Linked DNA regions of Mus musculus: regions 2 and 3 are each linked to region 1. Evidence: chromatin loops called from intact Hi-C (ENCODE). Cell type or tissue: left cerebral cortex. All regions are shown on one strand. Each heading gives the region's core, and the rest is flanking DNA. Links, peaks and the distances in the headings are about the cores only. Region 1 overlaps Pla2g4a (phospholipase A2, group IVA (cytosolic, calcium-dependent)). Region 2 has its middle 37 kb from the start of Ptgs2os2. Region 3 holds the start of Pla2g4a (phospholipase A2, group IVA (cytosolic, calcium-dependent)).

Region 1 (10,392 bases), core at 1,295-9,294:
GAGGACATTTAGAAGTGGAGGATGAAACAAACTAAAAGCCATCTAGAAAATGAAACATCTGGGAAGAGGCAGAGTGGGAACGGATCCATCTGCCTCCATCTGGACTGAGTGGATATTATACTATGAGATAAGGATCCAAGATAAAAGTCTAAACAGCACACTCCATAAGCACTAGTTGTGTGCCCACATTCATGCACAAGTCTGGGGACTGAACAAGCCGAGTACACACTGATAGATGCTGTGAGCCTACAGTCACGTAAGTAAATGCACTGACAGGACAGGGCAGTGAGGAATGCCATGGCAGAAGTATCAGAAGACAACGTGGTGAGGGAGGAGTGAGCATCCACCTATTCCATGACCACAGGAGACAGTTCTGAGATGACATCCTTGATCTGGAACAGAACCACAGAACCAATATTTCTGGAATTGTCTATTTAATAATTTCAGAATCCTTGCCTCAAAGACCTGACAACATAGACGTACAAAGGTTAAGGAGAGAGCAGCATACAGTCAAGAACACTGAAGTCATTTGTAGTAGATAGTTCAAAAGGCAGCCACTGGAGAGCACAGAGACGACCCACGAATGCCTTCAAGCTCCATGGCAACACATCAGTAGCACCTGAGCATGGGTAAACACAACGTTCAATGTTTGTTTACTGCAGAGAGGTTTCCTAGCATAATAAAACACAAGAATTCATAAGTAGTTTGGCTTTGCAAACCCAGTGTTTTCTCTTTTTGTTTTAGTTAAGAGAGTCATCAAAAAACAGGTCAGAAAACCAGCTGTCTCCCTTTCTTAAGCCCAAGATTGTCTCTGAGGAGCTGAGCATGTTCTAGGTGGGTTCCTAAATGGCATGCGACTGAGTACCACTGTCCTGCCTCCAAGATAAACTGACACCGAGCCACCTTTGTTGTGTTGCCATCAGCATACATTTGGGAATCATTAACTATAGTGCTGCATACAAAATAAGACTTTCATCACCAAACAGATTTCAGCAAGTCAGAATTGAATATCTTACAGGAATAGCCATGGAGATGGCATGTTCCTATTCTCCTTGCCATCCCTGGGAATAACAGTGGTTTGTGTGGAGAACTTCTTAATCCCCACAGTAAGCTACCATTCATTGTTACTTTATAACAAACTAGAAATTATGCCAACTAATTGGTGAAGATATCCAACTATTAAAAGGTCTGGTTGGGTTTTAAGTGTCAGTTGGCTTTGAACGTATTAGAGCCCTCGGAGTAGCACCTAAACTCAGTAGGCTCTCCCAGTATTTTATGTGGAAGGGATGGGGGTTGGGGGGAGATCAGGTTTTGAAAGTATATTTGTACTCAGGACCAATTTATCATGTGACAAGTACTAATATGTGGAAAATGTGTTTTAGACTACAATGGGCAAACATGCTCCTGTGATTGAAAGCACACAAACTCCCCAAGCCTGTGAGTGAGTTAATCTGGTTCCCTGACATACACAGAAACAACACTGCTATAAGTCAGTAATGGTTCCTTATAGCCGTGGGTCATGACCTTCCTAATGTCTCGACCCTTTAAGACAGTTCTGGCTCTCAATCATTGTTGCTACTTCATAACTATAATTTTGCTATTATGAATTTTAATGTAAATATCTGTTATACAGGATATCTGATATATGCCTCTCATGAAAGGCTCAAACCCAAAAGCGTAGTGACCTGCCAGTTGAGAATTCTGCCTTAAAGAGTTATGTCGTATCTGATGAATCCATCACATAGATTCAATTTACAACAGACAAATATTTGGATATCTGTGTCTTGAACTCTGGCCTGAATTATCTCATGTCCACTTGTTAGTCAAGATAATGTGTGTCACAGTAAACACTATAAACACAAAGTAAACAGGAAAGAAGCCACGTGACTGATGAATAACTCCTCCAAAATTTATTTCTACAGACAATTAACTATTTCACACACAACTAATATGGCAATTTTTATTATTTTATAATTTATCTTGTTTCAAAATGTCTGAAAGCTGAAGTCCTAGGTATGAGATAACTGCACCTTTTTACTCATTTTAGACTAAGAAACTGTGTCACTCAAAATTTAATGTGTATGAGCAGAGTTGCCATAGAATAAGATATAAGCTTCTTCCAATATTAATGTGTACATTGGACAAAATCTAAAATGTAAAGCCTTTACTTTTCCTTAGGTTCCATAAAGAATGTGTACAATTAAGAGGGGAATATCTTCTCACTATCTTAAAAGTGGCATTTCAGTTGTACACTATAGAAGGGGTATTTTGGGTTTTGTTTCACTTTTTATTACTGTTATTTACTTCTTTCTGTGTGAGACGGGAGGTCACACACATGCTATTGCCCATGTATAGAGGCTAAGGGCCACATGAGGGAGTTGGTTCTGTCATATGAGTCTTGGAGGTTTCACTTAGGGTGTCAGACAAGACAGTAAGTGACTTTATGCACTGAGCTATACACAGGAATTTTAATAAACTCATTTGAACCACAGGGATCACAGTTTGTGATAAACCTTTTAGCCTTCACAATAAACATGGGATTTTTCTAAAACTCCTACAGGACGGGAAGAAGATAAGGTTTCTTTCTGGAAAACCCTCATCTGTATGTACACTAACAAGCTCGGTGAATTCAGCCTAATACACAATTATGTCTAGCAATGGTGGTATCTAAATAATACATTTGGAGGAATTTATTATTGAACTAATTAGAACTTTTACATGTGTATCTCAATCAAGTAAACACAAATCACATTAAAAAATAATTTAAATGAAGTGTTTACTGAGATGGAAGAATAAACCTTTTTCCAAGATTATTAACAGAAACCAACTTTCCGTTGGAACGCGTCAAGAGCCTCTCAAACACTGAAGCCGGAGAAGTTGCTCAGTGTTTAAGGGCACAAATTGTCCCTGCAAAGGACCCAAGTTTCATTCCTAGCACCCACATCAGGCAGTGCACAACTGGAAGTCTGGCCTCAAGGCGCCAACCCCTCTCTTGCCTCCTTGTGCACATACACTGACACATAACTAGATAACCAAAACGTACTACTCTAAAACAAATCTCAAGAACAAATGTTTAGTGTATATGCTATACACTTTAGAATGATTCATTCCTTATGTTGATTTTACTTCTTTAAATTGCTAATAAGTGTTTTTATTTTTATTTTTTCAGGGAAAAGGCATGAGACAAGGTGATATATACACAGCAATTATTCTCCCAACCTCACAGCAAGGGGAAACCCCAGGCTGGCCACACTTGTGTATCGCTATGCCTCACTGACCTAGAGCTCCCTCAGAGTGGCTCGTTTTCTCTTTCCTATTCGTGTTATTATAGCCAAAGCAGAGAAATCCTCCCATGAACGAGCTCCTGGAAGAAAGGCCTTAAAGTGTGTTTAATCTTCACAACAGCAGAGGTTACACAGAACACGCTGGCCGGTGAATCTTGAGGTCCAAGCATGTTGCGAGTGCATCTAAACTCTGGACGAGTGCAGAAAGGAATGAAAGAAAGAAACCAGGTGAGGGTTCAGAACAACTGTTAAGACAAACAATAAAGAGGCATAATTCCTACAGTCACCGAAACACAGGGTGGCCCCTTTCAATTCTCATCTCACTTAAGCAGCAAATGATTGCTTATTCTCCATAGGTCCCAAATGTTTTTGTGTTATTTATATACACATAAATGTATTGTTTAATATTAAAAAAATTAATTTGGAACTCAGTGCTTTCTCTTATGGTCCTAACACTGACAAATAAAAGCATATTGGATACTATAAAACTACCAGGAAGTTCTTGAAATGTGGGGAACGTTTGCTAGGATGTATGCAGTGCAAACCTCAGATGAACTGTTTTGGCAAAATGATACTGAAAAAGAGATGAAACGAAGTATACACCAAGAAAACTTCCATTCTTACATCAGCAAAACAATGACTAATAAAGCCACAGGGATGGGTGGTGTGTGATGGAGGGAAGACTTAGAACAGCCCCTGAGACCTGTGGCCCAAGCCAAGATTTGCTGAGCCATTTGGAACAAAGACAACAGAACTAGTTTCTCTGATATTCTTTGTCTAGAAAGTTAAGTAGCTGAAGGTCCTTTATAGATCTAACAGCTATGAGTATGATTTGCTTGATTCTGTCAGCAGTCACCGTAAAGCACGAGTTTCAGAAGAAGCATTTACCACAGGACAGTTAAGACAAACAGTATAGTCACAAAACAAGAAAAATAATGCTTCCAGCTGTATGTTTTAATCCATTTTTAGTTCGGGTAAACTTACTCTATCACAATTAGATTTTTATTACAGATAATCTGCATAGATTTGGGGATAATAAATGTATAATTAAAAGCAACTCATGCCGGGCAGTGGTGGAGCACGCCTTTAATCCCAGCACTTGGGAAGCAGAGGCAGGCAGATTTCTGAGTTCAAGGCCAGCCTTGTCTACACAGTGTGTTCCAGGACCGCGAGGGCTATAAGAGAAACCCTGTCTTGAAAAAAGAAATAAAGAAATAAAGAAAAAATGTAACTCATATCCAAGAATTTAAGGCCGTGCACGCAATACAAAATGCAACATTTGTTCCCCTTAAAGTCAAACAAACAGAAACCAACAACAAATTCTGAAGCCTATAATAATTTCCAAAGGCAATGGGAAAGCTTCAGGGAGTTTTGTTGTTTATCTGATCTAAAGTTTTACAGCATCATAGTAATGACCTTAAGACAGAGATGATTAAGAAATGATATTTAGACGACTAAGATAAGATGATGGGGTGATTGAGAGGAAAATTTCAGGCCACCATATAAAAGATGTATCCCATATAACTTACCAGCAAGGCTAACGTAACATTTAATCTGTAAGTCACAGGGAACTGAAGAATAAAAGGTTACTACACTTGGGAATTTCACTTAGGGACAAGTGTGAAAGTGACTAGATTCTTAACCAAGCAACTTCACAAGGTTTCCTAGTCTTGCCTGAAAACTGGAGAGGAATTTTCCCTGTCCAGATGGGCACTGCAGAAGGCTCCACTCCAACCCCTGTGCTGCACGTTCCCTGTTACCACAAGGGGGCGCCAGGCCTAGAGAACTTTCATCGCATCCTCAAAGATCCCATCTGTAGAGACCTGGCCTTTTCCAAAGAGGCCCGCCCACGGGATAGAAAGGAGGAAATGAGACATAGCTGTGCTGCTTCTTCTCTTTCCGTTGCCAGGCACGACTGTGGAGGCGTTTGGGGAATGAGTCTGGTGTTTTTTGGAGTCACTCCTGGAAGCCTCGGACTTGCTTCTCTAATCCTTGGAACAACTCTGGAAGCACCTATTTCCCTACTTTACACTATTCTATAATTATCACGGTAGAGGTTTCCTGTTGACTCTAGGGGAACCCTGATCAATTAAGAAAGTATTTCAAAGAATATTTTCTATACTAGCATGGCTAGGCCATTACCTAACCAATGTATTTTTCTTCAATAGTAGCAGTAGTAGTAGTGGTGGTAGTAGGAGTAGCAGTAGTAGTAATGTCTCTCACAAGTCAATGTTCTTAAAATTGAGTCTAGTTAAATGTTGACCATAATTACAATGCTTCTCCCCAATTAAAATTAAAGATATCCTGAAGTAGCTTAGACGGCTTACATACCTGCTACCGCTGCGTCGAGCTCGTCATCGAAGGAATCCTGAGAGCTGAAGTCTCTCAGGGGAGACAGTGGATATGATGTGTTGAGATTCAAGCCCAGCATGAAGTTATGCACCTTTCCGGCACGTCCTTCTCGGGTATTGAATAAAGCCGAGTCGCTCACCAAGGCCATTAGCATCCGATGGACCCAACTTGCTTGGTTGTCGCTTTGGTACTCTTTTTCAGCTTCTTCATTCTCGGTGCCTGAAGGGGAGGAACATGCCACATGCCAAATATTTACACACGTGCCAAAATGTACAGGTTTTGGCTATTATTAGCTTTGTTAATCATCAAAATTAAAACTAAAGTTCTAGGGCTTTTGTGCAATAAAATAAAATAATATAACAGAATATAAATGCCCAGTCGTTTTTTGTTTTCAAGTCCTCATAGTTACCTTTTACCTACACACAAGGTCAGTCTATATTCTTCACTGAAACCTCTGGATCTATTTAAATTTTTCACATAAAAATTTTTCTTCCTTCTCCCTCTCCCTAGCTCTCTTTCATCCAACACACACACACAACACAGACACACACTGAGAGTCCATATTACTTCATACTACCACCTATGTTTTCTAATTTTTCCTAAGAGTCCATATCCTGCTTAATAAACATCCAAGAATTACACAAAGCTAGGCAGGACAGCAGACCCACCATCTGACTGCTGATAAATAAACACTCTCATGCATCGATCTTATGACCTGCTTATAAAGTCTGGGGATTTAAAACTCTGTAATTTAAACAAATGATATAAAGTGTTTTAAAATTCACCAGTGGTCCAGAGAAGCAATGACAAATGATTTCCTCCTCGCAAACTATGCCCAGATCAACTCTAGGGGAGGGCTCATTCTGTGTTCTAATCCTCTCCACGTTTAGTGAGTTTGAAGGAACCACTTTCCAGCCTTCCTTTCCTCATTAGGAAGTCAATCGCGCAGGATTATAATGAGAGTTATTGTGATTTGGATCTCAGGGTAAAGTTCTCAGGGAAGCGGCTGGCCTTCGATTCCAGCTGGGAATAGAAAGTCTTACAGCTGGCAAACTGCAGCATAATCTTATCAGTGTCAAAGAACACCTGAGCAGAACCCTTCTGCTCTGGCATCTAGGAACCAAGTGAATAACTATACACGCATACATAAAATTCTGTGTATTAATGGGTTATTTTTCTTTTTTTTTTTTTAGATTTATTTATTTATTACATGTAAGTACACTGTAGCTGTCCTCAGACATCCCAGAAGAGGGCATCAGACCTCATTACCGATGGTTGTGAGCCATCATGTGGTTGCTGGGATTTGAACCCACAATCTTCGGAAGAGCTTTCGGCACCCTTAACCACTGAGCCATCTCTCCAGCCCCATGGGTTATTTTTCTTAATTTTTAAAAAACTTATTTGTACTTTATGGTGTTTTTGTCTGCACATTTACATGTATTGCTTGAGAAGGCCAGAAGAGGGCGTCAGATTCCTTGGAACTGGAATTACAGATGGTTGTAAGCTGCCACAGGTGTCCAGGGGCCTCTGGTAGAGCAGCTAGTGCTTTTAACTGCTGAGCCAACTCACTACACCCACCACCACCTTGTGTGTTTTGAAAGATGAGCATCTATATTCAACTTCTACAATTTCCAATAAATATATACTAAACACACATAAAGCCGTAAGCAGACATCAGAGTAACCAAACTCTTCATTATAGAGAAAAAAGGAATGGACCTGAAAAAGATTCAGACGGCATGTTTCCAATTATATACCATTCAGGGAGAGACAACAGTATGGAGGGAGCAAAGGAATTAGTTTTCCCCAGCTGACCAATGGTTAGGTAGAGAAGATTTTGAGAGCTGTAAAATGACTCCATGTGACACTCTAGTGCATCATCCACATTGGGCATTAGAGACCAGGACACGTCCACTGAAGGGCATCCATGTAACAGAGAGTACCACTCTGATGGAACAAGTTATAGTGCGGGCGGGGAGGGGACATTGTCTGGGAGAGTATGGGGCAGGAGATTTACCAAAATGACCTATCTGTTCCATCTTTCATGGAACCTAAAATGCTTGTTTTAAAAGAACAGTAAGAACTAATAAAAAAAATATTCACAGTGTCAACCTCTAACTTAAAACAAAACTAAAACAAAAACAGCAAATTCAAAGTTCTTAAACTTCTCAGCCTCAAAAACTGGCTACTGCTGAATCGTGATTAAATGTCCTGGTCACTTATGTGATTTACTCAGTAAGTAACAATCAGCTACATCCATTTCATGACCTTTCCTAACTATTCTCAAAATACTTGACATAGGGCATAGGGCCCCTTTGTACTTGGCTTGTTTCCTTCATCAAAAACAAATTTAAAAATGCAAGTCTGATCAACTAGCCAAATGTAAAATTTGAACTTTTAAATGAAGACTTTCGAATTAAGGTATGTTTCCTACAGTCTTTCCAGGGCTTCAGCTATTAAGCAGGGCTAACAGTCAAATCGGTAACCCAGCACTGAACCCTAGTTTGGCACCATCCTGCTAAAGGCTTAGATGACAGAAGGGTGGCTGCTTTTTTGTTTTTTGTTTTATTTCTTCTTTTTATTTTATTTCTCTCTCTCTCTCCCTCTCTCCTGCTCCATCCCCTCCCCTCTGTGTGTGTGTGTGTGTGTGTGTGTGTGTGTGTGTGTGTGTGTGTGTGTAAGGCACAGCACATTCTTCCCTATGCCATGGTCAGGAGCAGCTACATCCTGTGGTGAGGTAACTGCTCTGAGCCTTGCATAAACTTGTCTTATAAAGACATAAGAGCAGCCTGGCTATGAGAACAGAATCTTACTCTTTAGTGATAATTGGGATGTGTGTGTGTGTGTGTGTGTGTGTGTATGTATGTGTGAACTACTGGGTGCATTTTTATCAACTGTTTTGTTGGAAAGTTGTCCACATATAGAATCTTCTCATTTTTTCATTAACAACAAATACCATGCGGCAACCAATATCTCTCACCCTCACTCATCCTCCTCACCTTCATCCTCATCCCAAATGTCCTGCTGACCACTCTGACCCACACCAAACTGATATCTCGCTGCTGTGTCCCAATGCAAAATGAATCCCTGATACCCACAGGTCAAATGTGCAACAAGTCTTGATAATTTTAACACATTTCACCACTGCGTTCTTAGTTAGAGTTGGTTTACTGACCATAGCAGAACGCTAAGGCGCCCAGGCAGACCTTTCACGTGGCTGAATGACTATTTAAATGTAAATATTTTCACGAATGTTAAAGACACTAAACATATTCCCCAATCCCGCTTTCCACACTAAGAGGTCCCAGCTCGTTAATCAGGCTTTGGACAGAATTCAGTACGGGCGCCACCTCAGACAGGCCCATTTGTTGGAGTATGTACATATATGTGAGACGTTAAAAGCAAGGGAAAGGTGTGATTGTGTTGCCTCTCATGTTCTATGCAACAGTCCTGTCTGCCTCTGGACAGCCCCCATGCTGACACTTCAGGACTTAGAAGGTCATCAGTGCTTAGAGACATAGAGGTGGACTGGATGGACAATGCTCTCCCCTCCTCCCCTCACACTCTCCCAGAAGCTCTCGCTCTCTCACCTTTGGGTCCTTGAGCCTCATCATCACTGTCGGAGCTGTCATTACTCACGATGTGCTTTGCTGTAATATTTTCTATGGGAAGAAGACAAAATCATTGAGACATCTTGGGGATCAGATTCACAACTAAATTTACGGGGCAGACGAGGGAGTATTGGTGCAAGTCTTTAATTCCAGCTCGCAGGAGGTGGGGGCAGGCAGAACTCTCCGGGTTCAAGGCCAGTTCCAAGCCAACCAGAGCTATGTGGTGGTCGCATTCCTTTTTAACTGTGGAGAAGTGATCAGAGCAAAACTACAGGAGGAGGACTACTGTGTCTCCCTGGAACTTTAGCCTTAGTGTTGTAAGTGGACACTTACCAGATTCGCTAATTTAAAAAAAAATGTATCACTGAGTGAAATAATATCCCAGTAAACAAAATTAATGTAAATTTATCAATTCCTAGTTTTAAGGAAAGGGCTTTTATGAGTTCATTGTAACTTTAATAACTGCTTGATTATATTTTTAAATAGTGTTTATGAAAGAGAATAAAGGACAAAACCAGATCTACAAATGATCTACTTACTAAACAGTCTCCAGAACATGGAGAACAAGTACTCACTTTATTTAACTTCTGATTTTTTTTGCCAACACTGAAAACCATCTGTCGGTTTCCAGTATGTGAATAATTTGTCTTTTTTTTTCTTTTCAAAGCATACTAAGACCAGCCATGAAAGCTAAGAAGCACTACATAGCCTTAATATCAACATAGTGGTAAAAGCTGGTCTAACATTTCACCATCCTTTTCCCAGGGGAAATGCATCTAATTTGTGAAACCTGACAACTATTCTTGTGATTAATATTTGCAGAAAAATCAGACTTTCTGCTGGTTCATGTGAACTATGCTTCGTAGTGACTTTTTCTTTTTCTTTGCTAGCAAATAGAAAAGACTATATTTTTTTATTCAATTTCAATACACTAGATCCAAATTTAGCAATTTTACTCACAAGAACCACTTGGGAAAACGCAAGCTCAAAAAAAAAAAAAAAACCAAGGGGTGTGGCATGCAGCTCCCCATATTTCTCTCTTTATATTTGTTAAGCTCACATAAATAGCAGATGCATGGACAGTTACATAATGAAAAGGTTAGTAAATTCCTGAGAGGTTAAATTTCACTTTTACTGGCATTAGTT
Region 2 (10,392 bases), core at 906-8,905, 340 kb after region 1:
AGGAAACGGGATAGCATTTGAAATGTAAATGAAGAAAACATCTAATAAAAAACAAACAAACAAACAAAAAAAACTTACCATAGTCAATGATGACCATGAACTCATGAACTTCTGGTCCTCTGCCTCTACCTCCCTAGAGGATGGCCTTGTTGGGCATCAATGAGAGAAGAGGCTCTTGGTCCTGCCTGTGAAGGCTTGATGCTCCAGTTTAGGGGAATTTCAGGATGGGAAGGTGGGAGTGGGTGGATGGGTGGAAACACACCCTCATAGAAACAGGAAGAGGGGAATGGGATAGGTGGTTTCTTGGGGAGGGGGATTGGGAAAGAGAATAACATTTGAAATATAAATAAATAAAATATCCAATTAAAATTTAAAAAAAAAACAAAAACAAATATATCCTATTATATGGGCTCCATGCTGCCCTGGGAATCAAATTAAGGTCTTTGTGCATGCTAGGCAAGCAGCCTCCGACTGAGCTACATCACCAGAGAGCTCATAGTATTTTTTAACATATTATTTCCCAAGGGCTTGCCCTATAAAAATACCATCTGGGCCTTCCTTTCTCCATCAGAATATTGTGTAAACCAAAAAGTTTTCATTCAAAACCACGGTAGGGAGTACACACTGGGCAAGAGAAAGACAAATGGTACTTTCTTGAGCACGCAAGGAAATGTAGGGCAATAAAACCTGTTTACACATCCACTTCCTGTATTGCCATATCAGTTCTTCCATCATGATAAACCACCCATACAGATGACTAACTCTAGCATCTTTGTGCATTAAAGCCAGATGCCATCACAGTCTTTAAAAAAAGAAAAAAAATTCCAGAGTCCTTTGTATAACTTTCAACCATGTATATTCTTGCAGGCAAATCCTTAATAAACCATTACTTCATGAAGTGACCTCACACCCCAACTTCTTGAACTCTGAGCATCAATTAAGTCAACATGATGCATATTGGGGAAAACCCCATACATTTTCTGTGTCTGATGATTTCCTAATCGCGCCTTTATTATTTTTAAACATTAGTCAGCTCCATGTTATAATCTTCAGCTACAAAGAATGGTTTCCTAATCTGGATGTGAAGACAGAAGGCTTAATCAGAAAAAGTAAAAATTCAGTTTCAAGTTGTATTCCTCAGAATAGAAATGACAAAGTCTTGAAAATGTAAATATTACTACTCAGAAGGAAGCCTGCCTACAACTGCAGAGCAGTGCTTTTCTCTATGTTCAAGAAGTAAAGAGTAATCTTCAGTAAATCTTTGAAAATACCTCGGTTTCTCATCTTACAAAGAAGAGCCCAGCTTCCCAACTACAGCTATGAAAGTTCTAAATATGGCAGATACAAAACATACACAATGCACTGAGCAGAGGGTCTTTAGGGATTAAGGAGGTGGCTCAGTGGATAAAGGTTCTTGTCACCAAGCCTAGAGACCTGATTCAATCCTCAGAGCCTAAATGAAAACCAACTCCTGCAAGGTTTGTCCTCTGACCTTCGCACACGCATCACAGCTACCCTCCTCAAAGGCAAGTAGGGCTGTGTGAGTTGGGTTAGAACAGACCTCCTCTGTCTCTGTCTGGTTAGAGCAGGCTGCCTCTGGCCCTGGTTAGAGCAGTTCACATGGAATTACAGGCAGAGCTGTGGGGTCATTGAGCAGTTATGCTAATCTGTTAAGGGTACAGGTGGAGGTGCAGACTGGAAGGGTGAAGGGGATCCAGCAGAGGGGGATAGATCCCACCACTTTTGGGTTCTGTGTGGGTTCCAGTTGTCATGTATATTAGGGTAAGGGTCTCACCTTTGTCCCTAGAAAGCAGACCTCCTGGAGATAGACAGGATTGTAGGGTTGGGAAGCAAACATGCCAATCTGCCATGGGTGCAGGTGGAGGTGCGGATCAGAAAGGGCCATAGTAATTTCATATTCAGTTTTATGAGGAATGAGGATAAATTTATATTAAGGAAATGCTTTAACCTTTAAATTATTATTTGCATTCTTTAATTATAACAAGTTATTAGTCATATCAAGCTTTTACCTGTGTTTATAGAATATGATAGTTCAGTGTGTTATCATCTTAATTTTCATATGCCAGTGTTTCTATTTCTAATAATTATTAAAATGTATATTCTTTGATTGATTTTGGTTTAAACAAAAATAAAAAATTATGTCCAGCTAATTAATAAGCTAGAAAGAAAGGCTGGATGTTCCATGTGTTATTTAACCAGAAGACTTAAATGGAAAAGGCAAGTAATGGCGAAAAGTTTTGGCATCCATATTTTCCCTGTGAAACTATATATGACACAGTCAGAACTGTATCTCTGGGTCCTGGTTGGATATGGAGTGGGTTAAGTAGCCCCTCATTGTCATTGAATGGCTTCTTACTTCTAAAATGACATTAAGAAAACCGCATTGATCATAGAACCATTTGCAATCTGTTTAATGTGAATGGTTTTGTCCTAGTCAATCCACAGGACATATTCCTGCTCCAATCTGAGACACCCAGGCCAGTTAAATGCCAGAGATAATCAGATGATGAAAGGCAAGCAAAAGAACATAAGCAACAGGGGCTGGAGAGATGGCTCAGTGGTTTAGAGCACTGACTGCTCTTCCAGAGGTTCTGAGTTCAAATCCCAGCAACCACATGGTGGCTCACAACCATCCGTAATGAGATCTGACACCGTCTTCTGGTGCATCTGAAGACAGCTACAGTGTACTTAGATATAATAATAAAATCTTAATAAATAAGTAAATAAATAAATAAAAATAAATAAAGGACACAGGATAAAGGTGCCCATACTTTACCTCAAAAAAAAAAAAAAAAAAAAAACCTTAAGCAACAGAAGCCAATGTAATTTGACACCACAAGAACCCAGTACTCCTACCACAGCAAGCCCTGAATAACCTAACACACCCGAGGAACTGCCATGCACCAGCCTAGTCAGCCCCCCTCAATCCGTGGGAATCAGGAGTTCCAACAGGTAGATGGAGCCGGCGAGAATGAGGTGACAAACAGACCCAACACAAGGGAGTGTGGATCTGAATGTTTTGTCCAAATGAACACCAGATTTTTTTTTTATACAGAAGAAAAACAAGAAAGGCCAGGTGAACACATCCACCAAGTTTCATTGACACAAAACAAAAAGAATACATGTAGCAGGGACCAGGCCATGACACATGAGCCAGGTGAATGCTCGGAGGCATTCTATTGTTAAACCCACCACCAGGGCTTCTTTAGTAAATACCTGATTATTCTATTCCTCTGGGCCTAGTGAAGAAACCTATACCGGGGGATTCCCTTCCACTAACCCACCTATTTGCTAGGCCATTGTGTATTCCTGTGTCTCAGCTATTGTCCTAAGTAATTTCTATGCAGACTAGCCCTGAGCTTTCCTAGCTCTGTTCTAGTAAATAGTAATGCCTGATTATTTTCACTGTCTCTACTAGAAGTGAATTTGAATGTTACTAAATAGGTAACATTCTTACTGAATTACCTCTTGTATTAAATCTTTTTTTCTCGTGAATTTTATTCATTTTAACTTTGTAAAAACTAATAAAAATAAGCAAATATTTTTCATTAAAAGTGAATAATACATTTTGTGAACTTAGTTTTTTACAAACTTCCTAGGGAAATAATTAAGTTATATAAAGGTATTCTCCACAGCTCCTTACTATTAGCACAACAATGCAATTTTATATACTTTGGAGTCTAAGAGTACACATCTTGGAATAGGAATGGGGTTTGTTTTAATCCTGGGTATACTAATTTGACCACTAAAAAGGATATCATTTACTTAATTTCTTTATCAAATTGTGAACATTTTAAAAGTTATACATACTTCATATTTAGGATCCAATGTGTTCAAAAATAAGAAATCTCCCTTTTGAGGCTCCAAGGCCTGACACTATTATTAATGCTGTGGTGTGCTTGCAGACAGGAGCCTAGCTAGCATGGCTGCCCTCTGAGAGGCTCAACACACAGATGAAAGAGTCAGATGCAGACACTTACACCCAACCAATGAACAGAAGCTGGGGACCCCTGTGGTTGAACTAGGGAAAGGATGGAGCAAGCTAAGGAGAAGGGTAATCCCATAAGAAGATCAGCAGTCTCAACTAACCTGAACTTTGAGACCTCAAATACACTGAGCCTCCAACCAGGCAGCATACACTAGCTGATATGAGACCCTGGACACATATAAAGCAGAGGACTGCGGGGTCTGGCCTCAGTGAGAGAAGCAGCACCTAACCCTGGAGAGACTTGAGACCCCAGGGAGTGGGGAGGCCTAGCAGGGTAGGGGTGGGAATGGGGACATCCTCTGGGAGACAGGGATGAGGTGGGGGTTGGGGAATGGGATGAGGAACTATCAGAGGGTGGAACAGGAGGGGGATAATGACTCAACTTTTAAAAAAGATTAAAGATAATTTTTTTAAAATTCTCTCTTTTGTTCTTAGTCACGATAAATGCAGTGATTTATTGGACATCTCCAAAAGTTTTCTCCTCCTTTCTATTTGTGGTTCCTTGGCTTTCTTTGTGGTCTTCCCTCCCTAGAAAATTTCAGAAACATTATAGATTTAGAGATGTTGATGGAGCCCCAGATGGAGGTTTAATCAGTAGATAACTTTCCTTTTTACTTTCTTTTTTCCCTTTCTCTCTCCCTTCCATCAATCCAACCTTTCTTCCTTTCTCTTTTTTATTCTTTCTTTTCATCCTAGTATCATACTCCTGATGACCCAAATTAAGTCAGACAGTCACCTAGACTCTAGCAGCTATGGACAGTAGGCTAGAATTTACCATAGAAACAGCATCACTCCTATATGACACTAGAGGGGAAAGACAGTGTTGGGGAAAGTAGAAAAGGGCCAAGGGGCATTATATTGACTATCCAATCAAATAAAGGACTTATTCTCCAAGTTCAAACAGCTCAGAAACTAGAGCTACAAGTGACAAGCAAAAGTAATCTGATTTTTCTTATCTTTTCCTTTCCCTGTGATTTAGTTACAATGCCTTGTTAAGATGCTAAGTGGTGTGGAACAGATGATAAGCAGAGATACACTATATTCTGAACCATAGCGAATTCATAGCTAGATATACAAAAACTGACGCCTAGCAATTTTACCAAAAAGTATTCATTGATGCATTAAAAATATTAAATGTCCCAAGATCATATTGTTTGAGGAAAAAAATACAGCATACTACAGCCCTCTCCTGGAGAGTCATGATATACACTTAGGTTCTGCTTTTTAAGATAACATTTTTTTAAACAAGAGGACAATTGTTTGTGTTCTGTGTTTCTTCTCTTCTAAAGGCTTTGGACTCACTGTTTTCTGCACATCAATTTATCTTAGTTCTGTGAGTGGCCTCAAGTTTTTTTACATGCTAAAGCCCTCACTGTTGCTTAAATTTAGGATAGATAAGTGTTTTGGAGGGCTGGACAGTTTTTAGGTAGTGGGGGTCCACAGGCCTGGGGACCTAAATGTAAGCGTTGGGTTAGGAAGACATCTTTGGCTTCATCATGAGTCAGGCCCTGGTCTGACTCTAACAAATTCTACCATATTCAATGTTTTGAATACTTTTCTATTCTGATTTCATTCCCAAAGCAGCTAGGATTTTGGAGAAATCTAATGCAATTCATCAAAAGAATGCTAAACCCCTTGAGATAAAGGCTACATTGTAGTTATGGTTTCTATAGTTAGTTTAAAAAAAAGTCCATAAAGATTTTTTAATAACAACATGGAACTTTATTAAATCTTTATTATATTGATCTCTTCTAATAAGTAGTAGATCATGATAGAAAGCATTACAGAATAATTCAGGAGTAATGTAATCATACAAATTCAAATTTTTCATGGAACTTCGAATTCATCTTCTCTAAAAGTTTATTTTTAAGAAAATGTTAAAGAAAAACAAAAATAAACAAACAGAAGAGACCTTACCATGGAAAGTGGTATCTATTAGAGTCAGGCCTCTCATGGAGAATAAGGCATCTTAAAAGAAAACATGTTACCATAAAGCCTACACTATCATAGAAAACTAAAACAATGAGAAATAGAATTGTTGGCATGACAGCTAGAGTTGTAAGGCCATTTTACACTGGGTTCAAAGACATGTCAGCCTAGGTAGCTTCTCCTTCATTGGTGCTTGAACAAATTGTTACTGTGAATCACCAAGCATAGAGAAAGATCTTGGTGACTACGAGAACACATCTTACCGGGTGACTTTTAATGTGTGTGTGTGTCATTTATATCAAAGGATCATGGGGCTATCCCACATTGCAACTATGAATTACAAGAAATTTAAAGGGAAGTTTTTGAAGATTAAAGATTGGAAAATCCCTACTCCTTCTGTCGCAATGAAAAAAAAATCCCATGTAACTGATAAAATAAATAAAGGATATATTCAAATAGACGTTTCAAATAAATCATTGGCATACATGTAAATTGAGCCCATGTAGACAGATACGGTGAAGGGAAGAGATACAGGAGGCAGGAACAGGAAATCATTTCTAAATAAAATACAAGTGCAGTTGATTAAGAAAAAGGAATGTTTCCTTATAATCTTTTTTCTTTCATTGAATGTAAATTCTATTCTCACATAAACTATCCTGATAACAGTCTTCTTTCCCTCTACTCCTCCCAATTCCTCTCCCACTCCCCCCACCCCACTCCCTTTCTGTCTCTCATTAGAAAAGAACCAGTTTCTAATATAAAATATCAAAATATAACAAAATAAAATATAGTAAGGTTTAAAAAAAAACTATCACATTGATGTTAGACAAGACAAACAATCAGGAGAGTTAAAGAGAAGGCACACACACTCAGGACTTCCATCAAAACACTAAACTGAAAGTCATACATTAAGTGTAGAGGGCCTGGTAAAGACCTCTGCAAGGTATTTCAGTGTCTGTAAGTTCATATGAATCTTGCTCATGCTCTGACAAGAGAGATTTGATGGAGACATCCCATTAAGGCTGTGTGTTTCAGAGTCTCTTTCCTCTCTCTCTCTCTCTCTCTCTCTCTCTCTCTCTCTCTCTCTCTCTCTCATGTTTGGCTGTGAGTCTGTGCCTCTGTTCCCATCTTCTGCAGGAGGAAGCCTCTCTAATGATGACTGAATAAAGCCTTGATCTATGAGTATAGCAGAATATCATTCGGAGGCAATTATTATTAATTTTTTAAAAAATGTAGATCAATAGTGTTTGGTTTTGCCCTAGGTCCCTGGCTATCTAGTTAGTCTCTGATTCTTTGTCTCCCAAGCAATGTCGATTGTGAATCACATGGAATTGACCTTAAGTCAAATCAGATATTGGTTGGTTATACACACAAGCTTTGTTTCTCCATTGCTCTAACATACCCTGCAGGCAGCACACTGAATGAGTGAATGAATAAATGATTATATAGGAAGAGCCTCTGGGGGAAGGACAACCCAGTCTCTGGGCTGGAGAAGTTTGGGGTAAAGCAGCAGGATACACCAGACAGGAGGACCCTGTACCAGGTAGGAGCTGAGGGATGTTGGGAGAACCTGATGGCCAAGCCCACTTTGATATGTTAAGTAGACAACTCAGCATTTTGCCCCAGGTTTGAAAGCTAACAGACACAATTGTAGATCAGAGATTGTGTGGCTGGCTTGGTGTTTGTATTTCTCTTTTGCTAGTCTACAGACTACCTTCCTATACCAAAAACACTGTACCATAGGGGCAAAGAGTCTCTACAGGCAGCAGTCTGACTTCTCCATTTCCAATGAGTTATGTAGGCATTGTCATCAGTAAAGGGGCCTTCTGTCAGTTTGTAGAGAGCAACCTGTTGTCTTGCCAACAGCCTGGGTTCTTTGGGGGATTTCCATGACACCTCTTTGGCCAACAACTCAAGTAATTGTAACCCAATTCCAGGACTGGAAGCTGCATTTGGGGACAAGAGATGACCAGTTGGAGCACTGCCTCCCCCACTATTTGGGGATTTCATTTACATGACCCTCATATATGTACATATTTTAGGAAGCGTCTACTGGATTAGGTTTCCAATCCCTCAAATGTCTCTTAATTTTAGTTATCTCTCCCCCATGTGACTCTACAATAAAAACAAAGAAATAATTGTTAAGAAAAAAAAAGTAACAGCAAGTTTCAGGACTTTTATATGGTCCTAGCTGGATGAACAAAATTAATGAAAAGAAAAGGAAAGGATACGACTCCTAAGGTATGGTGTTGAAGAAATATTATTGTAGATATGTAGGAGAGCATAGTAAACATGACTCTGAGCCATGTGGGGAGAGGGGGAGGAAAGAGAGAGGGAAAGCAAGTACAGCCACTAGGAGGTCAAAGGCACAAAACAGGTGGGTAACCAGAAGGACTGGGTATCTGGAAAAGTCTCTAGGGGAAGGTCAGCCCAGCCCCTGGACTGGAAAGTTTAGGGGACTTTGTGGAGTATGCCAGCCATACCTTGTAACAGGTAAAGACTGAGGTATGCTGGGAGGATCAGGCCAGTGCAGTCCACTCTGATATGTTCAATAGGCACCTCAGCCATTTGTCCCAGGTTTGAAACTTAAGACTATCTAGTGTAAATATTTTTGAAATATGTTGTAGTGCGGATCTGGAGACCTCTATTTGCAACCCAAGTACTTGAAACATAGCGGGGGTTAGATCAATTCAACTTCAACATCAAGGCCAACCTGGTCTACACAGGAAGTTCCACACCAGCCAAGACTCTGAGTCAACCAACAAATTGCCTGGTAGCACATAACTTTAATTCCAGCACTCGAGAGGCAGACGTAAACAGAGCTATGTGCATATGAGGCTAGCCTGGTCTACAGAGTGAGTTATATAACAGCCAAAACTACACAAATGAACCCTGTCTCAAAACAAAACAAAATATAAAACGAAAAGAAATACACTATAATAAATACGTTTAATTTGCCTACTATATTTATTTTGTGGGAATTTAAATTCAAACTATTCTTTTTGAAACTAAGATTAATTTAGTTGAACTTTAGCAATTATTTATATTTTATATGTGTATGAATGTATTATGATGTTTGAGACCATGGGAAAGATCACTAGGACTCTATGGAGACTTTAGTCAGATGACTTTAAGATACTGTCAGATCTGGGACTGTGGAACAGTTAAAAGAGGAGAGGAGCTTTTAAACTCAAAAGCCACAATTCATTTCCATTATGCACTTTTCAGGTCTAAGATAACGTACCTGATCTTTTTCATTCCTGGAAAAGTTTAATGTTGGAAACCAGGCCGTGGCTAACATGAACTGGGTTACACCTGAGAGGCAAACCGGGGCTGAAAAGAGAGGGGAAACTAGGCAGAGGAGAGAGAAATGGATCCAAGACAATGTTCTGATCAAGGCTCAGATGTTTAATAAAAGTCTGCACTTATAAAGAGGGAAACCCATTCCCTGTCATGCCAAGTTTCTTGATGTTGAGATGCTAAGTTGTCAGCACAGCCTTTTAGCAGAAAGTCACCAAATTCACAGGTTGCAGTTAACTCTTGGAGAACTGGTTCAGCCTCACGGCAGGTGGCAGGCAGTATCACATCAAAGGAAACTAGGTGAGTCAGAGAAGCAGCACTGCAGGTGGCCCTGCCTCAGTGGCATAAGTCTGAACCAGCCTGCCTAGGCTGAAGGAGGTTACAGTTTAAATACCTGGTATTGTCTTTACACTCTTGGGTTGTTGATAGGGATGGCCTTAAGCCTCTAAGATGATTGCATTCATCAAAATGAAGTTCTCACTGCTACATTCTTCATCTGACTCTGCCTCCTATGAATCAGATTGCTTATTCACATTCTTGTAGGGATAACAGTTTATACCTTAACTGTATTAACTCATATACATATTATTATATTATATTATATATTATTCATACACACACACACACACACACACACACACACACATATATATATATATATATATATATATATATATATATATATATATATATATATATATGAATAGCCAATTCATGTAATTCATGATACAAAGTCTTGTGGTAACACCCAGAAGCAACAGGAGTAGTGGGCTTTAGTTGGTAAAAAATATTCTCTCCCTTTTTCCCATACACACACACACACACACACACACACACACACACACACACACACACGAGGAAGGACATAAGATACAGGAGCATCCCCTGCAAAGTTGCAATTCCAGATGCTGAGCAGTTAAGTGGTTAGAAAGTTCTCATAATCTTTAGGTCAGAAACACATTGTATAGGAGTTAATGGCTGGTCTTTGTGATCAGAGACTAGTTTTCCCAAGATAGATGTAGTAATTAAAGTATTCTTAGGAGCTACTTTCACAAGATGGAGTAACTATAATTTAAGAGCCCACCACAAACCCAACAGATGTGTACACTTAAGTGTGTTAAAGACACGGGGAATATGTATGACGAGTAAAGCAA
Region 3 (10,392 bases), core at 1,037-9,036, 100 kb after region 1:
TTTCAGATCTGTGAATCCAACAAGGACATATCTTTCGCCCAGGGGTTAACAACCAGTTCGATGCTTTTACACTGCATTCAACTTGCTTATCTTGTCAAAGCTGTGGGTATGAAGTGTGGTGCAAATAGGAAGTGTGCCAATTCACTGGCTGAAATTCTAAAGCTATTTGCTGACCTAATGTTTCTAAAGACGGAGTTGCACCCAGCATCCAGGCATTGGCTGTTGCTTATGACCAAGTCATGCATGTGCATACTGAAAATAGTTCGTAATTGAAGTTTATAAGCCCTGCCAAGAAGCATCTGTCTTCTTGCCTGTAAGCTTCTAGATTGCATGGAAAAGTAAACTTCTCACTTTGTTCTACAAAGAGTAAATGCAAATGCCTTATACTGTCCAGCATAATCAGAGACTGAAAGAACCTTAAGACTCTACATAGTCTAAAAAAATTTCTCTGTTGCCACCTGGATGTAAATCCTTCCGTTAAATAAGTATTTCTTATTGTGATTCATAAAAAATTAATCAGTCTTTAATATGTCTATTTTGTAGATTTGATAAAATATCATATGCCTTATTTTCTTTAAAGCATTATGTGCCTATACAAAATACTAAGTAGTTCAAAAACCCTGAAATTACAAATCTGAAGCTAATCTTTTCAGTCATTCTGGGATGTCGGTGCAGTGTCCTGTCAATCACTGAGCAGCTGGTGAGGACAGAGCAATGAGCTTCTGTGGGACTGGGCTTTGGGACCACGATCTGTGCTGAGCCTCCTCTTACAGATTTTCTGTTAACCCCAGCTGGAGAAGGCTAACAATCACGAATAAGGCACATCAAGAAGAGGGAATAAGAACAACTTGGCTGCTTCAATAAAAAGTATACAAAGTATATCAGGTGGATACCATGAACACAAGCTTGTACAGAGAGAGATTTGCCCCCAAATTTCTTTTTTCATATCTGTAAATGTCAACAGTAGTGCTCTGCTAAGTCAGTTTATCAACAACAACATCAACAAAAAACAAAAAATGAATGGAATTTTCTGTTCTGTTTGTGGTGTTTGTTTTTTAGTTTAGTTTTGTTTTGTTTTTGCTTTTTCAGTGTTTGGGGAAGAATCTACAGTGTAGTGAATGCTTGACAAGCAAAGGCCCTTAATGTGTAGCCCAAGTAGGCCTTGAATTTGCTAACCCCTGTGTCAGTTTCCCAAGTAGCTGGAATTACCAGCCTCAGTTAAGAATAAAGTTTTTATGTAGCCTTCCTATAAACCATTTGCACTATATAAATAGGACATAATAGAACTCACATTTTTCTTCAAACTAAACAACTGCAAAATAGTTCATAAACACAAACAAATGAGCAAGAAAATATAAGTTGAGTTTTGCAGACACACGAGTTTTCTATATTTGATAAGAATGCAAAAAAAAAAAAAAAAGACACATTTGGGACACTTTCTGCTAACTCAAAACCTACCCTTTACTTAAAATAGATAAAATTGCCTGTAGACTCCAAGGCCAAGCAAAGGAGTAGAAGACTAAGCAAATTGTTCACAGCTGCACATGCTAATGAGAAAGAAAAGAAAGATAAAGTCTGCCTTGTCTACTGTCTTTTAGTCCCAGCTTACTCAACAAATGCCTGTTGAGTTTCTGTAAAGACATTTGAATTAATTAAACGATTAAACTGGTAGTACAGGTTTTCAAAACTGCTTCTCGTCAGCATTGAATTATTTACATTTGTTTAAGAAGAGAAGGAAACTGTATTTAAAGATTACTATGCGTGGATTAAGAGTCACAAACAGTAAAACACTGAGGTCTACACACCAAGAGCAGCAAAAGCATGCTGCAGCCCCACCTGCAATACACACACACACACACACACACACACACACACACACACAGAGGTGATGGTATCAAAAGATTGGAAGAATACTTTCTCTGCTAGCTGCCTTCTCTAAGAAGAACCCCTTAATCATGGTCTGTTCCCAGCTTTGTTTTTTGATCCCAGTGATGTAAAAGATGATGAGTTGGTCAAAGTTGATTACTGACAAACAAACGTGGACATTCTTTTTACAAACTTTCTTATTGGCAGCCATCACATAACAAGCTCTTGGCCTTTGCCCTACTTTCTCTTAAGCAAGCCTGGATGTCTCCAGTGCTGTGAGAGATGCTACAGAAATCTTGAGGCATCTCAGAATTCTCTTGCATTTCCTCAATTTTGTTGAACTATGACTCTCTGAGAACATGATTTGCTCTCACGTTCTTGTGCGTTACCATCTGTTGTGAAGGGAAGTTCCATAAAACACTGAGACGAACTCCAAAAAAAAAAAAAAATAAGGAAAAGTGTCTACAGGATTTCTGTTTCTACTTTGGAATTACACCTGTATTGTTAAGACCCTTGACATTCTCCAAGATCTATGAGGATTCTAAAAGATTTTTGATAATGTGAACTATAGCTGTTCAGATTTGCTAGGCTGAAAGTTAACACTGAGAAAAAAATTGTTAAAGTCACATGGAACACACCCTTATAAGTAACCATTCTGAACATTTGCCAAACTTGGTTAAGAAAGAGATACAACTGTAAATAAGGTAGCAGCTGTCTGAATGACTGGATTCTCTTCTTATTCTGAATGATACCATTCAATGTTATCTGAGGCAAACTCCAATACTTAAGCTACTTAAGCTTACTCAAGCTCCTTAAGAATGGATACACTCTTCCAAAGCAAAATGGCAAAGATTAACTAGTACTCAGTGCCATTTTGTTAAATGTTTTGAGAACTGTCAGCATACTGAATTTTATTTTTGTTCCTATTTTACAGCTAAAAAATAACAATATGGAGATTAAGTAACTAGGTAGTTTATGATCTCATTGCTATCTAGAAATGCACTTGTAAGGCTGAATCATACTGAGCTATACAAACTAATATAATGGTTCTAGATTAATATTTACAATCAATCTAAATATTCAATAATGTACAATTGGTCAGTTCAACATATCCACAAACTGAAGACAGCTCATAATCTTTAGTTCATAGGTTATCATCCCCTACATGATATATGACTCAGAGCAGAGACTTAATAGTATTTGCTAAAAGTATGGATGAATATAGAGTCACAATTATTTTAAAAAAGATGTTTTAATAAAATCATAAATCAAAGGAGAATGCCATATAAAATCTAACTCCTAAATTTGTGAGTTTATGAGTAGATTCTATATAATACTCATAGTATTATATACTTTTATACTCATAGTATAAAAGAAAATGTGTAAAGCATAAAGTAATGAAAATACATGGATTCTTTCCCTATGTGGTAATGTGTGCTAGATAATCAATAAATATTAACAGAGTAAATAAATAGACAAAAATCATTTAAAAGCAATTAACTCCTTAGAGGAGAATAAGTATGTATTTTTTTATTTTGTTCTTTGCAATTTTTCTATTATTTAACAAGATTTTTGACAATAAGTGTGAATTATTTTTGTAATAAAAATAATATTAAAAAACACGATCAATCTGGGAAATACAGTTCAGAAAGTTAGGACAAAAGCAGAATATATAGATATACTTCAGAATCCAATGAAAAACTTGCATCAATTTCTCCCTTATGCATATTGTGTTTAAGCAAAAAGACTCATCAAAAGTTGAAGACAATGATAGGCCTAATGTTTCATGGAGAATATTGTTGGAATTGAGTCTAGAATCTAGGTCACTAGCTTTCTAGGAAGTGGTTCTATTCATGGTAGTAGGGAGCTTAGAGTGGCTATCAGTGAACAAGTGCCCCTTGAGATTCTCAGTATGACAGTGGGGCAGCTCCTACTCACATGTGAAAGCGTTTGCTGCTTAACTTTGATAAATGATAAGAAAATCCAGAGGTTTATGAAATGTCCCATGTCTTTGGCAAATGTGTGAATTGCTTTCTTTCTTTCAAATTTGTGTGCACTGGACAAGCATGTGTTCATTACCTTAGGAGAACTCCTGAGTCCTCAAAATGTTTGTAAAGGAGTTAGAGATCAAAAAGAAAGAAAAAGAAATATATATTATGTATATATAAATATATATATAATTTTACCAGCATGATGGCATACTGTGGGGAGATGTGGTGATATACAGAAAGGAAGGGAAAACAAACATGGCAACTTTTTTCTTACTCTTTTTTTACTCCTCAAGCATGTTTATTAATATTTAAACAATCGAACAATCTGCTTCAGGACTAGAAAAAACAGTAGGAAAGACAAGGGTTAAAGACAAGCCAATTTAGTTCTCTGACATGAACCTTATGAGAGGCTAAGACATGTGTTTCATAATTTTATTTTTTCTATTTAAAAATAAATATAAAATGCTATTTTAAAAACGTATACAGTTAAAATGAAAGTGTCTCTTCCCATAAAATATGTTTTCCTTAGAGGAAGTTTTGTAAAACTTTGAGAGAAGGCCATTAAACTTCTCTATGCATTTCACAATTATTGCTTAATTTAAAATTTAACTCTTCGTGAGCTCAATGAAAACAGAGACCAGCTTCATTGGCCAGGTCTCACTATATCTGTGATATAATTTCAGACTGGATAGGTCTATTTCATTAAATTCTCTGTGAATCTCTTTGACTGCAATTTCAAATGTATTCAACAAACAGAAGCAACACAAAATACACTCCTTTTTCCCAAATTAGAATCCCAAATATAATACTAAAATCCACCCCTTCTTTTTATGTTGTTGTTTCGTTTGTTTGTTTGTTTGTTTGTTTTTTGTTTTTTGTTTTTCGAGACAGGGTTTTTCTGTATAGCCCTGGCTATCCTGGAACTCACTCTGTAGACCAGGCTGGCCTTGAACTCAGAAATCTGCCTGCCTCTGCCTCCCTGGGATTAAAGGCGTGCGCCACCATGCCGGGCGAATCCACCCCTTCTAAGTGGCACATCTCTAATGCTGCTCTCCACCAGCCTTCAGTGAAAGCAGTTTAAACCAACAGCTAACATCAGGAGCATTTTTCATAACCAAGTGTCTGAAGTGATGAATCTATTTAAATCATTACAAATTGTAAAAGAAGTAAAGATGTTAAGTCATTTATTTCAAAACCAAGTCCCTTTCACTCTTCCATCTTTTAGATTTTAGAACCTCAGTTCTAAAATGATATTCACAAGTGTGCAACTTGATAGAATATTTTCCAAAAAACTGTTTTGACCTGTTGTCCTGTCACAAGTTACCCAAAGCCTGAGAGCAGCGGTGCTTGTTAGTTCAAGGTTAGTTTTTCAGTGTTATAAGTCACATCACACAGCAGCCCATTAAATACCCAGGAATGTTCTGCGAACATAACTCTTTTTATCAATTAAAATTTAAATGAGTCACCAAACTGCCCCTAAACATCTTTACAAGCAGCACTCAAACTCAGGAGTCAGGAATCACTGGGTAGCATCACGTGGGACACAAAGGCGCGCCAACTCACTTCTCTATAAAGACTCAATTTCCCAGCACCCGCTGAAGGAAACAACCTATACCTTTATTCCAATCTGCTCTTAGACCCAGGAAACCAAACCCTCCTCACTTAGAAGGAAACTGAAGCCTGCGTTGTGAACCTTTCCCAGAGGCAGAGGAGTGAAAGAAGTGAAGTTTTAGCACGCGTGGCTGCCTTCCTCCTGGGAAGCTGCCCACGGATAGCGATGGAAAGTGCAAGAGGAAGCAGGCAGGGAGAGTAAATGCATTGCTTACAGTTCCCAGAGTTAAATGAGAATCCTCAGGCTTCTCTGTGCCTTCTGGCTCTCAGTCGGGAGCCCTTCACAGTTCCGACTTCTAGAAAGTCTTCTCCGGCTGGTAGGAGGGGCTAAGAAGTGGGCTGGTCTCTGTGGATGTTAAGGTGGAATTCAAGCGAGCTCCTCTGGTGAAGACTAACATTCTAAATGGACATGTTTAGTTTTCAGAAACAGGCCTTTCGAGTCAGAAAATATACTTTAAAAATATGTGATCTAACTGGTCCTAGGGGTGTGCATGAAAATATGCTTTAAAAACATGTGACCTAACTGGTCCTGGGGGTATGCATGTGCGTGCCTATGTGTGTGTGTGCATGTGTGTGTGTGTGTGTGTGTGTGCATGTGCGTGTGTGTGTGTGTGTGTGTGTGTGTGTGTGTGAGAGAGAGAGAGAGAGAGAGAGAGAGAGAGAGAGAGAGAGAGAGAGACTGCTGCTGCTGCTGCTTGCCCTTAAGCAGTCACTACTTCCTCTTTTTTCCAAAAGACTAAAAGTGAAGTTGAAAAGATAATGCATTATGTTGAGAATTTTTAGAGTCTTTAAAAGGTGAAGTTTTAAACAAACCGCAAATACAAAACGCATATACATTTTACAGTTGAACAGTGTTGGACAACCTTGAAAAGCAAACCTGTTCAAGCCTTTCTCCCCAAACTCAAAGCCTCTGAGTTGTTTAAGCCCTTTCAGAGAATAGAACCCATAAGTTCCGACGTAGAAGTAACAACAAATCAGGAAGAATCTGCAATCTAATTTGAAGCATATAATAACTTCTATGTGAAGAAAGTGTTGTATCTATTACAAGCGTGGTAGCTCACAACTGTCATGTGGGAAGTAGAAAAAAAAACATGTATGAGTTCAAAGTCAGCTTATGCTACATAGTGAAGCCATATCTCAAGGCAAACAGACGTCCTGACAATTCATGAAATCCTGTTACTCTAAGTACCCTGGTTAGAATGCCTTCAGGGCTTCCTCCATATCAAAGGCAGTTAGCAGAGCCCCTTCCTCTCTACAACGCCACCATTTATCTCCTAATTAATATCCTCAATATTTCTTAAAAGCACATCTTTTCTTCTTCTGTTTGCTTTCTATTGCTGGGATAAATTTTTCTGACCAGAAGCAATTTGTGAAGGGAAAGTTTTATTTGGGCATACAGGTCCTGACAGTCCATCAGGAAGCGAAGTCAGAGTAGAAATTCAAAGCAGAAAACAGGAGGCAAGACCTGAAGCATAAACCAAGGAGGGATGCATTTTTGTTCTCGTTTCATAATTTACTCCTTTTTGGTGTCGGAGGCAGGCTCTCATGCAACCAAGGCTGGACTCAAACTGAACTGGCTAGCAACAGATGACTTTGAACGCCTGACTTTCCTGCCACCACCTCCGTGGAATCAAAAGCACATGCCACCCAGGCCTAGCAATTACACTTTTAAAGGCTCCTTTTCCATTCATGAGTAAAGTAAAAGGCAAATCTGACACCTCCATTCTATCACAAAGTACAAGTTTATGTGGTATGAATAGACAGATTCACGAAGTTAAGATAAATATGGTAATCCACTGCAGAAAATATGGCTACACGTAAGTTGTGTTCACCAACACTTGGGTTAGGAATTAGGTTACCCTAATTCCTTCTATCCACTTGCAGCAACAATTTCACGAGTTGTTTTTTGCTCTCCAAGATCCCTCTAAATTTGGTGCAGGGAATTCCTGTCCAATTTTAGTGACTCTGTCACAATGGGCACAAACCCCATTACTCATCTCACAGAAGGACTTCCAGGCACTGCAGGGTTTTGAAAATATTTATGCTGTTGGAATTTAAATGTGCTGACGACAGTGTGTAGTCTAAGCCCATTGCCTCTGTGTTGAGGCAATTCTGAGTAGAAAGAATTATCTCTGAGTAAATTTCCTGTATTTCTCAAGTAGCCAAGCCTTGAAAGATGTCACTAGAAGGTTTTTCTTTAGCACATCAGTTGCCTAGGGCCAAGATAATAACAGAATTCTTATATGTATGTTTATAACACCACTGCCTGCAAGCTCAGGAACTCTCTACTTTTCAGTCTCTAAAATACATGATCAGGCCTCAGCACCTACTTTGAAAAATCCTCATTCTTTACATTCATGTCATTTTTCTTCAGTTAGACACACTACAAAACGGATAATTTGATTTTTACCCAAATAACAAAAATAGTCACATGCCAGGACTTCATTTCATTTTATTTATCACATGGCTTCAAAGTCCACAGTTATCCCATTTATTTTTGTAAGTAAAGTAAAAAAAAAAAAGAATGTGACAACTTGCAACAAATATATACTGCAAACCGCTTTTTCCAAAAATTTCTGGTCATGGGATGACCCTTAAATCTTAGCCCTCCAGAGAGAGACCAAGGCAGGCAGGTCTCAGGGAATTGATGGTCAGTCTGGTCTACATAGGCAGTTCCAGGTCACCTACAGCTGCATGAGCCCTAGGCTCAGAGAAAGAGGAAAAGGGAGAGGGGAAAGAGGAGAGAGGAAAACAAACAAACAAACAAACAAACAAAAAAACCCAAAAAAAACCAAGGCTGTCCAACTGGCTCAGTGGGTTTAAAAACAAAACAAAACAAAACAAAACAAAACAAAAAAAATACTACAAATGTATTGACCTAAGTTTGATCCTTGGATCCCACACTATGATGGAATAAGAAAACTGACTCTAGAAAGTTATTGTCCTACATCCAGAAGTACACATGTGCACATGCATGTGCAAGATATTGAATAATATATTATTTCATATAATAGACACAATTTTAATAGGAGTAAATGTAAACATAGAAAAATAAATAATGAAACATTTAATTAATGAGAGACTGATACTTGCTCCAAATAAGCTAAATGAGTGTCTGGGGCAATGACACAGTTGCTAAAAGTATTGGCCAAGGAGGCACGAGGATCTGGGTCCTTGTCCCTCGAATCCCTATTAATGCCAATTCATTTCTACAACCACAGCACTGGAGAGTAGAATCATGTAGCTTTCTGGAGTAAGCTGGTCAGATAATCTACTGAGTTGGTGAGCTCCAAGATCATTAAGAGATCATGCCTATAAATAAATAAATAAATAAATAAATAAGGTGGAGGGGTCAGCGAAATGGCTCAAGAGCCCTTGCTGCTCTTTCGGAGAATTAATGCTAGATTTCCAGAACCCATGTTGAGTTGAGCAGCAAACAACTGCCTACATCTCAGCTCCAGAAAATCTCATATCTTTTAGGCCATCCACACATAAGTGACAGAAAAAAAATAAAATTACTTTTAGAAATATATAAGGTGGAAAGTGACCAAGGAAGGCAGTAGATATCAAATTTAGCCTGCAGGTATATACCTATAACATATATAAACACCCACATATACATATACACACCATGCACTCTTCAAGTGGACACACACACACACACACACACACACACAAATCAGTAAAATAATCCAATTGTTTTTCCTGTTGGTGGCCCATTAAGAAAAGCATTGATAATACAGCCAAGTTAAATATCTCGTCACGTACTACTGTGTTGGTACATAAACCTTATGTATCAACTAGTCTGGGGTTATTGGGAAAGCAGATTGTTGGGAGAACATCATTTCTGAGTGGATCCCTGTGGGGTTACTAGCAGAGATCAACCTTCAAATCAGTAGATGATCCTCCTTAACCCATGGGGGGCAAAAGAGTAAAGTGAAATAGCATTTTAGAAGGTACTGGAGAGAGAGAGAGAGAGAGAGAGAGAGAGAGAGAGAGAGAGAGAGAGAGAAACAGCCAGGACAGACAGGCTCCATGTCTTCCTGGACCTACATCCTAGATGATGGACTTTGAAAGGTACTAGATGAGAACAAGATGGATTCTAGAAGCTATGGTGGTCCTGGAAAGCCTGTCTAAGGAAGTAACATTTTGGCTGAGGCTTGGAGGAGGAAACCAAATATGGGAGGGATGTTCCAGACAAAAGAACCAGGAGGTATGCACATAGAAATCTAAATTGGCCCATGAAACTTGAAAGACATGCATGAGAATTCCAGCAGGAGTTGGGGGGGGGGTGGGAGGGGGGCTGGGGGCTGGAGAGGGAGGAGGGAGGGCTGGGGGTTGAGGAGTTAGGAGGGGTGGACAGTGGTGAGGGGCGGGCTAGGGGGTGAAGTAGAGACTGAACAACAAGCACTGAAGTGAATGAGGAAGAAACAAGGACTAAATTAAATCAGAAATCCAAAGGGGATCCTGACGCCACTGTTGGAATTTGGTGGGCAAACAGAAACAACAGAAGAGGAGGTCAGATCTAACCCAGTGTAGTGAAAAAGCATTTCTCGAATTACAGCAGAGCTTATGGGGAGAGGAGCTGGAGGCAACTTTAGAAATGTATGTCGGAGGTCAGGTTTTGACAGACTTCTAGATTTGGAGCTAGAATGAGATGCTCTGGGTTATTGAGAACATTCTGCTCTGAATTCGGAGGCTGCTGACATTGATCTCTTTGAGCTTTTGCAGGGACTGCAGTAGCTAGACTTCCTAACAGCAGATTAGATGGGAATGGGATAGATGGTGATCTTAAAAGGGGGAACATCGAACACTATCAAGCAGGCATAGTGCACTAGGGCTTAATGGGAGGGGGCCCCTCAGGGTGGAACAGGCTGGTAATAAACTAGATTGAAGTTAGCTGCAATTCTGTACTGTGCACATT

What was found. Hi-C counts contacts between places; a loop is a spot of excess contacts. Peaks named below come from ENCODE experiments on the same cell type or tissue, not always from the same donor. Only the 100,000 strongest peaks of a DNase experiment are listed, where the experiment ranks them.
Region 2: it touches region 1 in a loop (3-fold over the local background); 3 of 42 quality-filtered maps call a loop at or near these places.
Region 3: it touches region 1 in a loop (2.2-fold over the local background); 3 of 42 quality-filtered maps call a loop at or near these places.

The regions. Positions count from the first base shown.
Region 1 is chr1:149,851,830-149,862,221 of GRCm38, forward strand. It overlaps Pla2g4a (phospholipase A2, group IVA (cytosolic, calcium-dependent)), which reads right to left. Exons shown (of 18, transcript NM_008869.4): 13 at 9,226-9,297; 14 at 5,616-5,855. Among named protein-coding and RNA genes, the nearest start is that of Pla2g4a, 100 kb to the right of the region's middle. In left cerebral cortex, for the core only: CTCF peaks have their summits at 5,053 (motif pointing right) and 7,065 (motif pointing right); DNase peaks (open chromatin) are centred at 3,989, 5,139, 7,178 and 8,388; H3K27ac peaks cover 1,637 bases.
Region 2 is chr1:150,197,009-150,207,400 of GRCm38, forward strand. No RefSeq gene overlaps it. Among named protein-coding and RNA genes, the nearest start is that of Ptgs2os2, 37 kb to the left of the region's middle. In left cerebral cortex, for the core only: a CTCF peak has its summit at 5,192 (motif pointing left); a DNase peak (open chromatin) is centred at 5,191.
Region 3 is chr1:149,955,508-149,965,899 of GRCm38, forward strand. Pla2g4a (phospholipase A2, group IVA (cytosolic, calcium-dependent)) reads right to left here and starts at 5,783. Exons shown (of 18, transcript NM_008869.4): 1 at 5,684-5,783. In left cerebral cortex, for the core only: no CTCF peak of the experiment used is centred there; DNase peaks (open chromatin) are centred at 5,645 and 7,472; H3K4me3 peaks cover 774 bases; H3K27ac peaks cover 324 bases.